Linked DNA regions of Mus musculus: all the other regions are linked to region 3. The links are chromatin contacts, found by Hi-C or POLR2A ChIA-PET in ENCODE. All regions are on one chromosome and are shown on one strand. The core of a region is the stretch at or near the end of the contact, and the rest is flanking DNA. Distances in the headings are between cores, read along the strand shown. Region 1 holds the start of Fus (fused in sarcoma). Region 2 holds the start of Vkorc1 (vitamin K epoxide reductase complex, subunit 1). Region 3 holds the start of Prss8 (protease, serine 8 (prostasin)).

Evidence for each region. Hi-C counts contacts between places; a loop is a spot of excess contacts on that map. ChIA-PET counts read pairs that join two places held with the same protein, here RNA polymerase II (POLR2A).
Region 1: POLR2A ChIA-PET joins it to region 3 with 81 read pairs in embryonic stem cell. The contact joins the promoter of Fus here to the promoter of Prss8 in region 3. A Hi-C loop is called at or near these places in 6 of 37 maps with a recorded cell type or tissue (T-helper 2 cell, heart and left cerebral cortex). POLR2A ChIA-PET finds 5 or more read pairs at or near these places in 5 of 5 experiments (Patski and embryonic stem cell).
Region 2: POLR2A ChIA-PET joins it to region 3 with 65 read pairs in Patski. The contact joins the promoter of Vkorc1 here to the promoter of Prss8 in region 3. A Hi-C loop is called at or near these places in 1 of 37 maps with a recorded cell type or tissue (gastrocnemius). POLR2A ChIA-PET finds 5 or more read pairs at or near these places in 4 of 5 experiments (Patski and embryonic stem cell).

The regions. Positions count from the first base shown.
Region 1 is chr7:127,966,085-127,968,784 of GRCm38, forward strand. It overlaps Fus (fused in sarcoma), which reads left to right and starts at 1,395. Exons shown (of 15, transcript NM_139149.2): 1 at 1,395-1,493. The coding sequence starts at 1,481.
Region 2 is chr7:127,894,256-127,897,082 of GRCm38, forward strand. Vkorc1 (vitamin K epoxide reductase complex, subunit 1) reads right to left here and starts at 1,362. Exons shown (of 3, transcript NM_178600.2): 1 at 1,154-1,362; 2 at 250-359. The coding sequence starts at 1,326.
Region 3 is chr7:127,928,437-127,931,435 of GRCm38, forward strand. It overlaps Prss8 (protease, serine 8 (prostasin)), which reads right to left and starts at 1,677. Exons shown (of 6, transcript NM_133351.3): 1 at 1,362-1,677; 2 at 1,121-1,138. The coding sequence starts at 1,446.

The DNA of each region.
Region 1 (2,700 bases), core at 145-2,644, 37 kb after region 3:
AGCCACCATGTGGTTGCTGGGATTTGAACTCAGGACCTTCGGAAGAGCAGTCAGTGCTCTTAATCGCTGAGCCCTCTCTCCAACCCGTCATTTTTGTTCTTATCCACTTGGTAAACTCCCAGTAGAAATGTCATTCCCTCAGACCCATCCTAACCTACTCATTGCAAAATGAATTACCTGATCTCTGTGATCCCAGAGTCCCTGGTATTGGAATTACAGTTGGTTGTTTGCCCACATTCGGGTACTAGGAATTGAACCTGTGGTTTCTCTAGAGCAGCTGTCTCTCCAACCCCCTTGAATTTCGTTTTGTCCTTGAACTGACAAAAAGTGTTCATGCCTTTAAATGCTTTCAATCATTTCCTGTAACCAAGAAGCATTTTGTAGTTCCCCAGGCTTAGACTTTAAAGATCAGAAGGTCTGACCCTGAACTGCCTCGTACCTCATTCACATTCTTAGTCTAGCCGCTCACTGCTCTCATAAGATCCATCTCCCCTCCACCTCTGCCTAGCTCCGGGACTGGAGAGGTAGGCAGGGTCATGCACAGGCTAAACGATCGCTCTATCATTAAGCTACATTCCTCAGATTTCTTTACAAGATGATGATGGGGGAAAACCAGGACGACTGTAATTCCAGGATGCACAGGGCTAAGGCAAATAGGATCAAGGATTCGAGATCAACTGAGCGGTACTGAGAGGCCAAATTAAAAAAAAAAAGGGGGGGGGTAATTGTGGGTTTGAAGCCTCTTAAGTTGTATACATATGTGTTATTGTTGAACCAGCCTTAGGGCCATAGGGTCCAGACTAAAGCTCATCTTCTTCCAGGTTAAACGTCACAATCTATAAACCTTGTTAAGGTCTAAAGAACAGCAAGCCGAGGCATTCCTAAGTGAAAAACGAGACTGATCAGTGTGCTGTCTGTCAGGAGAGAATGTGGAGGACCAGAGCGACACTGCGTTCGACTCAGTTGCTAGGCCAGGGCAAGCGAAAGTATGCTGCATCTTCCCCAGTGAAAGTGGGGCCCAGCCGCTGGGCCGGTCGGAAGGATTTCGGTTCCCACACCCGGAGACTCCAGGCCTTGACTACACAGTTCCGCTCTCGGGCGCAGGGCCCTGGCACCGCCCCTAGCGGGAGGCCGGGTCGTACCATTCTGCCTCTAGTGGGGTAGAGGTGTGTCGAAGGCGAGCCCCGGGCGACGGACGAGAGCCACCGGCCGCAAGGAGAAAGCGCGTGCGAGTGTTTGGGAATAAAGCGAGTTCGTTTTCCCTCTTGTCTTCCTGAGCTCTCCGTATCCCCGGGGAAGGGTGGGGACCTGGGCGTGCCTCCCCCTCGCGCTTCTCCACTTGGTACGTCCCGGTGGCGCGTAGGCGGCAGGCGTACTTAAGGCGGGCGCGGGAGGCGGGGCCGCTCAGTCCTCGCGGCATCGCTTCGCGGTCGTCTGGAACTTTGTTGCTTGGCGGCCTGCGCTGCGCGCGTGCGCGGACATGGCTTCAAACGGTATGTGGGAGCGCGAGGCGGCGACGGCGCGTCCCTGCGAGGCCTCGTTCCCTCGCAGCAAGGCTTTTGGCTTTCGGCTGGGCCTGCGGTGGCGGGCGAGTGGGCTCCCCCACCTCTGGCGGGAAGCAGCGGGTGGAGGGAAGGGGAGGGCGGTGTCGCCATTTTGTTTGGCTCCCCTGGCGCCTTTGGCGCGGAGACCGTGGGTTTTCTCTCCTGGCCCGGTCACTTGAGTCGAGTGTTGAGAGAGACGCTGCCTGGCGACGTGGGGTGACCGGGGTGAGGGAGCTCTGGGTCTCCGCAGCTTCGCCCCACCCCCTCCCCTCCCTCCGTTCCCGGCCTCGCTTTGTCGCAGTGCTGCATCCGGGCACTTGGTGCGCGCACGCGCTCCTCTGGCCCCTCCCCCTTCTCGCCGCGGCCCCCCTCCCCCCCGCCAGGAGTTGGTCCGTTTTTTTTACTTTTTTCTTTTTTTCTTTCTTCTTCTTTCTTTCTTTCTTTCTTCTTCTTTTTTTTTTTTTTTTTTTTTTTTTTGTCGCGAGACCCTCGGCGGAAGACTTGTGGTCCGGTGCTGGCCTCGCCCTGCTCGCTGGGTCCCTTGGGAAGGGGCGGGGCCACCTCTTCCCGCCTCCGTGGCCGCGCAGCGGGAGCGGAAGCTCCTGGCTGGCCTGCGTGTCCGTGGGATTGGGAGGACCGCCAGGGGATGACCAACGGAGTCAGGGACCCCGGCCTGAGTTTCCCACTTCAGAGTTGAGTTTTCCTAAGGCCGGAAGGAAATCAGAGGAGTCGCTCTCCGAGGCCACACCCTCTCGCTGTCAGTTTTGTCCCAGTGCGGGGGTAGAGCTTGGGTTTCCTGCAGGGAGCTGCTGAGCTACAGCTTCCCAGATTGTTGAAAGTGCTGTCTGCTTTGGGTGCGCATGGTAGGCGGGAGCTCAGTTATTTGGAGCCACACGTCGGGAACCTTGGGAGCACCATGCCATTTGGGGGTTGGAGAGTCCCATTCTTCTAGCTGCTTCCTTGGGCTTGAACTCAACTGTGTAATAGCGCTGACTGTCAAAGTTAATCTTGACATCCGGTGATACCACCTTTCCTGTATACAGAGCTGCTGTGAAGATATAAAATGTGGTGACGTGTGTTGCAGGCCTTGGAAAGACCTGCAACAAGTCAAAAGGATTTTTAAACTTAAGGGATGATCTGTATTTTGAGTTTTTTT
Region 2 (2,827 bases), core at 112-2,611, 34 kb before region 3:
AGAAGTTGATTCTTTGCCATAAAACTGAGATTGTGAGAAATCTTTGAGGGCCCTCAGCCTCTGGCTACCTAAACCAAGTAGGATAAGCCTCCTGCTAAGTGTTCTGCTTTCTTGACTCCTTGTGATGAGATTGCTCAGTAATTAGCAGCTGGGTGTCAATTGTCTGGGTCACCGACACGACACGACACGAGGTGGGGCTGCTCTGGATTTCAGAAGACAGGTCATGAAGGGGCAAAGCCACTCACTCACCTAACAACAGCTGTAAGGTGTAGAACAGGCAACCAAATATGCTGTTGGATTGGTTGAGGACGCTGTCCGCTCCTAGCATGTGCTCCACCAGCCCAAAGCCCCGGCCCCACCTGGTGGAAGTGAAAGAAGCAGGTAAGTGGGGTAGGCCAAGTGCCTCTTGAGCTTTTTTGTAGAACAGTGATTAGCAAGAAGCTCCACCTACTAAGAGTCCAAAGGGCATTGACCTGGCATGTCCTGGGGCTCTTAGTGGCCTGTCATCACAGACTATCAATAATTTTTCAGGAGTTGGTGAGATGGCTCAGGAAAAACAAGTATCAGCTGCCAGGCCTGTCAACTGGATCGAATCCCCCCGCAGCCCACAAAGAAGGAGAGACTCAACTCCCGAACGTTATTCTCTTGACTTCCACATGCATGTAGTGGCATGCATGTGCCACCTCACAAACAAATAAATGAAAGGTTAAAAGTTTTTCCCAGCTTGATTTCGCTTTACGGTGATCACAACTGGGAAATCTATTTGCTTGGGCCTACAAAGCTACAGTTCCCTCACCACCCACTAACATTTGGTCCTCCAACCCGGACAGAGTGAGCCACTTTGTCCCCTCAGCACAGCCAATAGTCCACCCCCTCCTCCCGCTTTGTATCATCTCAAGTTTCCTCAGTCTCTATGCAATATACTGCCCTGCCTCCTCCAGTCTTCCCATCATTGGTATTTACAGTATCCTCAGAAAGCGTTCAAGCACCAGTATCTCTGTGAGGTCCAGTGTGCACGTCCGATTACCCACCAAAACCCATGGAGCCAGGCCGCTCTCAAAGTGTCCTTTCTGTGGACACTGCGACCCCAGACTCCAAAATTATCTGGTAACCTGGCCTTCAAGAGCCCCATGCTTTCCATGTCTGCACGCACCGAGAGGAGAAGACGCGGGAACAGCTGATGGCCGTGCCCACATCGCAGAGCGCGCGGTAATTTTCATCGCGGGCGCGCGCCGCCTTCACGTGCAGTGCGTACAGTGAGAGGGCTAAGCCAGCGAGGCACAGTGCAAGCCGCACGAGTCCAGGGCTCCTCCAGGTGGTGCCCATGTCGACAGTACAGCCCAGGGACAGGAGGGAAGAATCGCCACGGGGCAGGGCGGGGCCTGCTGTCACCACGCCCCTCCTACCGGAAGATTGGTCGGCCTCCGCTGGCGTTCTCCAATTCAATTGGTTATTCTTAGGCATGACAGCTAGGAATGCTGGGCTGGTAAACAGGATTTAGGAATGTGGGTAATCATTGATAACGCAGCTGCCGGGCATGATGGGAATTGTAGTTGGAGAGGCTGCAAGACATTAAGGGAAATTTGAGTATGTAGTGCTGTAAAGCTACTTTGTTTTGTTTTGTTTGGTTTTTCAAGGACAGGGTTTCTCTGTGCAGCCCTGGCTGTCCTGGAACTCACTCTGTAGACCAGGTTGGCCTCTAACTCAGAAATCTGCCTGCCTCTGCCTCCCAAGTGCTGGGATTTAAAGGCGTGTGCCACCATGCCCGGCTCTGTAAAGCTACTATTAACAGGACGGTAACACACACACACACACACACACACACAAACACAAACACACTGTCGCTATCTTCAGACACACCAGAAGAGGGCATTGGGTCCGGTTACATATGATTGTGAGCCACCGTGTGTGGTTGCTGAGAATTGAACTCAAGGACCTCTGGAAGTTCAGTCAGTGCTCTTAACTGCTAAACCATCTCCCGTTTAGCTCATTTGGGGGGGGGGGGGAGGTGAGACAGGGTTTCTCTGTGTAGCCCTGGTTGTCCTGGAACTCACTCTGTAGAAGACCAGGTTGGCCTCGAACTCAGAAATCCTCCTGCCTCTGCCTCCCGAGTGCTGGGATTAAAGGCATGCGCCACCACGCCCGGCTTAGCACATTTTTTATGACAAGTTCTGTCTATGCATCTGGTATGTCTAGAACCTACGGGTCAATAGACGAATGGAATTCCGCGAAAGCAGGGATACGACTCTGGAAGCATTTTCCCCGAAATTATTTCAGATACCATTTGTCTACAACCTGTCTTTCAAGATCACCGCCAGCCATCCCTCGTGTCTCACTAGCGCCCCTTGTGGGCAGAGGCACCCTCCCTCTCACAATAAATTCCTTTATCTAGGCCATACTTTCCTGTGATTTCCCAGACCTCTGTACCACTGTGGCGCACTCTTGGCAAAACCTGAGCCTGGATCAACCCAACAATCCCTCTTATATTATCTCCCCTTTACAAATATCCCCCCCTCCCCACTGAGGACCTGTCAGTTCTGTACTGTCTGCCTTTCCACCCTTCCCATTTGCCTGGAGTTTCTTCACCAGCTCCCTCTCCAGTTGTCTTTAATCTAATCCCTTCACAGCCAAGTTTTGGGAAGATTTTACATTCCCAGTCTTCCTTACGTCTTACTGATGCTCACATGACAAACTAGCTGCCCTTGAGCATGTCCTTGACACCTAGTTGCAAGCATGACTTGAACATTGAGTCTAATGTTTATTTTTAGAGTCAAAAAGTTTGACTTCCAAGTGATATTAGTTACTGCTTTAAGGAACTCTTTCTTCC
Region 3 (2,999 bases), core at 427-2,926:
TTTTTTCCCCAGACAGGGTTTCTCTGTGTAGCCCTGGCTGTCCTGGAACTCACTTTGTAGGCCAAGTGGCCTCAAACTCAGAAATCCGCCTGCCTCTGCCTCCCGAGTGCTGGGATTAAAGGCATGCGCCACCACTGCCCGGCACTTAATTTTAAAGAATTAAAAAAAAATAAATTGCAGGTACATATGCCACTATCCTCTGACTATCACACAGCCCCGCTTCCTGTCACAGCCACTGGGCCACTCACTCCTTACCACTGGACCTTTAAGACCAGTCACTCTATTCTGAATGCCTTTCCAGCCTTTCTCCACTAGGCTAGAGAGCCATCCGGGCACAGCCCCTCCATGGCATGTTTGGATCAGCCGGCTAGGTCACAGGTGTCGCTCTCAGCTTCCAGGGCCCTCTCCACAGAGTCCAGGCTGGCTGACACCTGTTCTCATGCCTATGACTGTTCCAACTGCACCAACCTGAGCGTTACCTAGAGACACACCTGTTTCCACCCTCTCCCCATCTGCTGAGCACAGGAGAACTAGGGGTGTGATTGAACATTGCAAGGAAATTGGATTCCTCAGGTTGGGGACCTGAGCCGCTCCCCCCACCCCCCAAGCTAGCAGTAGGCAGAGAAAACACCTAGCTAGATTCTTCCTTCATTCCCTCACAATCCTGACAATGGCTACTACTCAGACTGCAGCTGAGGCGCATCTAGGCTCCAAGGGGCTTTCACTTCCCAATCTCCCGGTCTTCCTCACAGCCCTAGAAGAACAGAACTGAACAGCTTTTCAAGGCAAAGAAACTGGAGCTTTGAAAGATAAGGAGACAAGGCTACTAGATAGTTATGCTCAGACCGGAAACCAGTCTACACTGGAGCTGATCTTCTCAGAGCCACCTCCCCTACCCACACTGAGAGTCAGGCTTCGATTATGCCCGCGGACAGCTCACTGCATCTCTTTACCTCAGTTTCCTCATAAAACAAGAGCCAAGATTCCATACACTCAGAGCTGTTGGGACACTTAGTGTGGCTAAGTGCAAGCCCAGCTAGGCGACAAGTGTTCCTACAACCCGCCAGGGGACACCGAGCCGCTGTGCCCTCACTCCCCCAACTCCCGCAGAAAGCCTCACCTTCAGTCCCGTCAGCTCCTGGAGGGAAAGAAAGAGAGAGGAGTTGGCAGGGAGGCCTGAGTCCCCAGAGCCCTTCACGCCAACCGCTTCCCCATAGGGTGATTCCTTGTTTGGGGGACTAACAAGAGAAGAGGGGAAGACGGTAGGAACACGGAGATTCGCGAATTCAGTCTACACGGGGACCAGCCTGCTCTCACCGGGGCTCCTTCTCCAACCCTCCCTCCCGCGGATCCATACTTACGGATTCCCGACTGGAGCAATCCGAGAAGGAGCAGAATGGTCACAGCTTCCAGCTGCCCAAGTCCCAGGCCCACCCTTAGGGCCATGGCCTAGGACAAGGGCCCCCCGAAGGAGCCCCTAGGTAGAAAGGGAAGAACCAGAAGGCTGGTTTTGAAGGCAGGATCTAGGTGTGGGATCAGAGTGAGGAATCCCAGGATCTAGGCTGGGAAGGTGAAGCAGGCTTCTCGGCAGAAAATGGCCAGGGGGAAGACGGGACACACCTTTAGTCTCTCTGCAGTGACCAGCGTGGACCTGTTCTGCCTTACAATTTGGTCAACAGAGACCTCTCCAGGCACTTCAGGAGCCAACCACCTGTGGGCTCCTCCCTCAGCCACGCCCTCCTCCTCCTCCTCGGAAAGCAGGCTTTTTTTTTTCCTGCTTCTGGCCTCTGTGGTCCTTTCCTGGATCCTTTCGCAGTGGGTGCTTTTGATACAGGAAAACTGATCCTGGACAGTCAGAAAGCAGTCCCAGGCAGGACTGGGAACCCTAAGGGCCAGCCAAGTACCCCAGGTCTTATTGGTCACTCAGTTATCACCCCCCCTCCCCCCACTCCTAGTCCCCTCTTCCCCGACAACCTGGCCTGGTCTAGACCTTATTAAGGTAGGGCCACAGCCGCTGCTCAGCCCTTCCCATCCCTCCTCAGGCCAGGTATCTAAAACTAGCATGGGGGAATGCCCCAGGCCAAAGCCATTCGTGGCAGGCCCTCTGTAGAAACACCTTCCTGCAGGTGTTGAGCACGGCTGGCTATTGACAATCATCCGGTAAGTATTTGCTAAGTACCTATCTGTGCACCCGGCACAAGTGGCAGACTGTACCATCTATGACCTCCTTAAGATGATGATGAAGTGGGGATGTCAGACTCGAATCAAGTAACAAAAGGCAATTATTGATTAATCATTTCAAATTAGGAGCTGTGATATAGACCCAATTAGTGGGACTCTCAACTGCACAGTAGCTGCAGGGCTCGTGGAAGAACAACGCTGGGAACCAAATCCTCAGAGGGCATGGAAAGATGCCAACCAAACAACACTGGCAAAGTTAGGCCAGGTGTGGTGGCACGTGTCTTTAAAGCCAGTTGTGCTTTGTCCCACGGAGGCACAGGCAGGCAGATGTCTGTGAGTTTGAGGCTAGACTGGTCTACATAGCAAATTCTAGGATAGCCAAGGCTACATAGAGAAAAATCTCTAAAAAAAAAAAAAAAAAAAGCCGGATGTGGTGGCACACTCCTTTAATCCCAGCAGCACTCAGGAGGCAGAGGCAGGGGGATTTCTGAGTTCGAGGCCAGCCTGGTCTACAAAGTGAGTTCCAGGACAGCCAGGGCTATACCGAGAAACCCTGTCTTGGAAAAAAAAAAGAATAAATAAATAAATAAATAAAGACAAAGCCGGGGTGTTGTGAAGTAGGTAGGGTAGGAGTTCAGGGAAAGGCCTAGGGAAGGCTCGGTGGTAAAGCAATTCCCACGTGCAGGCCCATAAAAACCCAGGTTCCGATCCCTGGCTTTCTGTAAAGTGTGAGTGTGGCGGTTCACAGCTGCAACCCCAGGACAGTCCTGGGTGGGAGTCAGCAGACCCTGGGGCTTTGCTGCCCAGCCAGTCTAGGC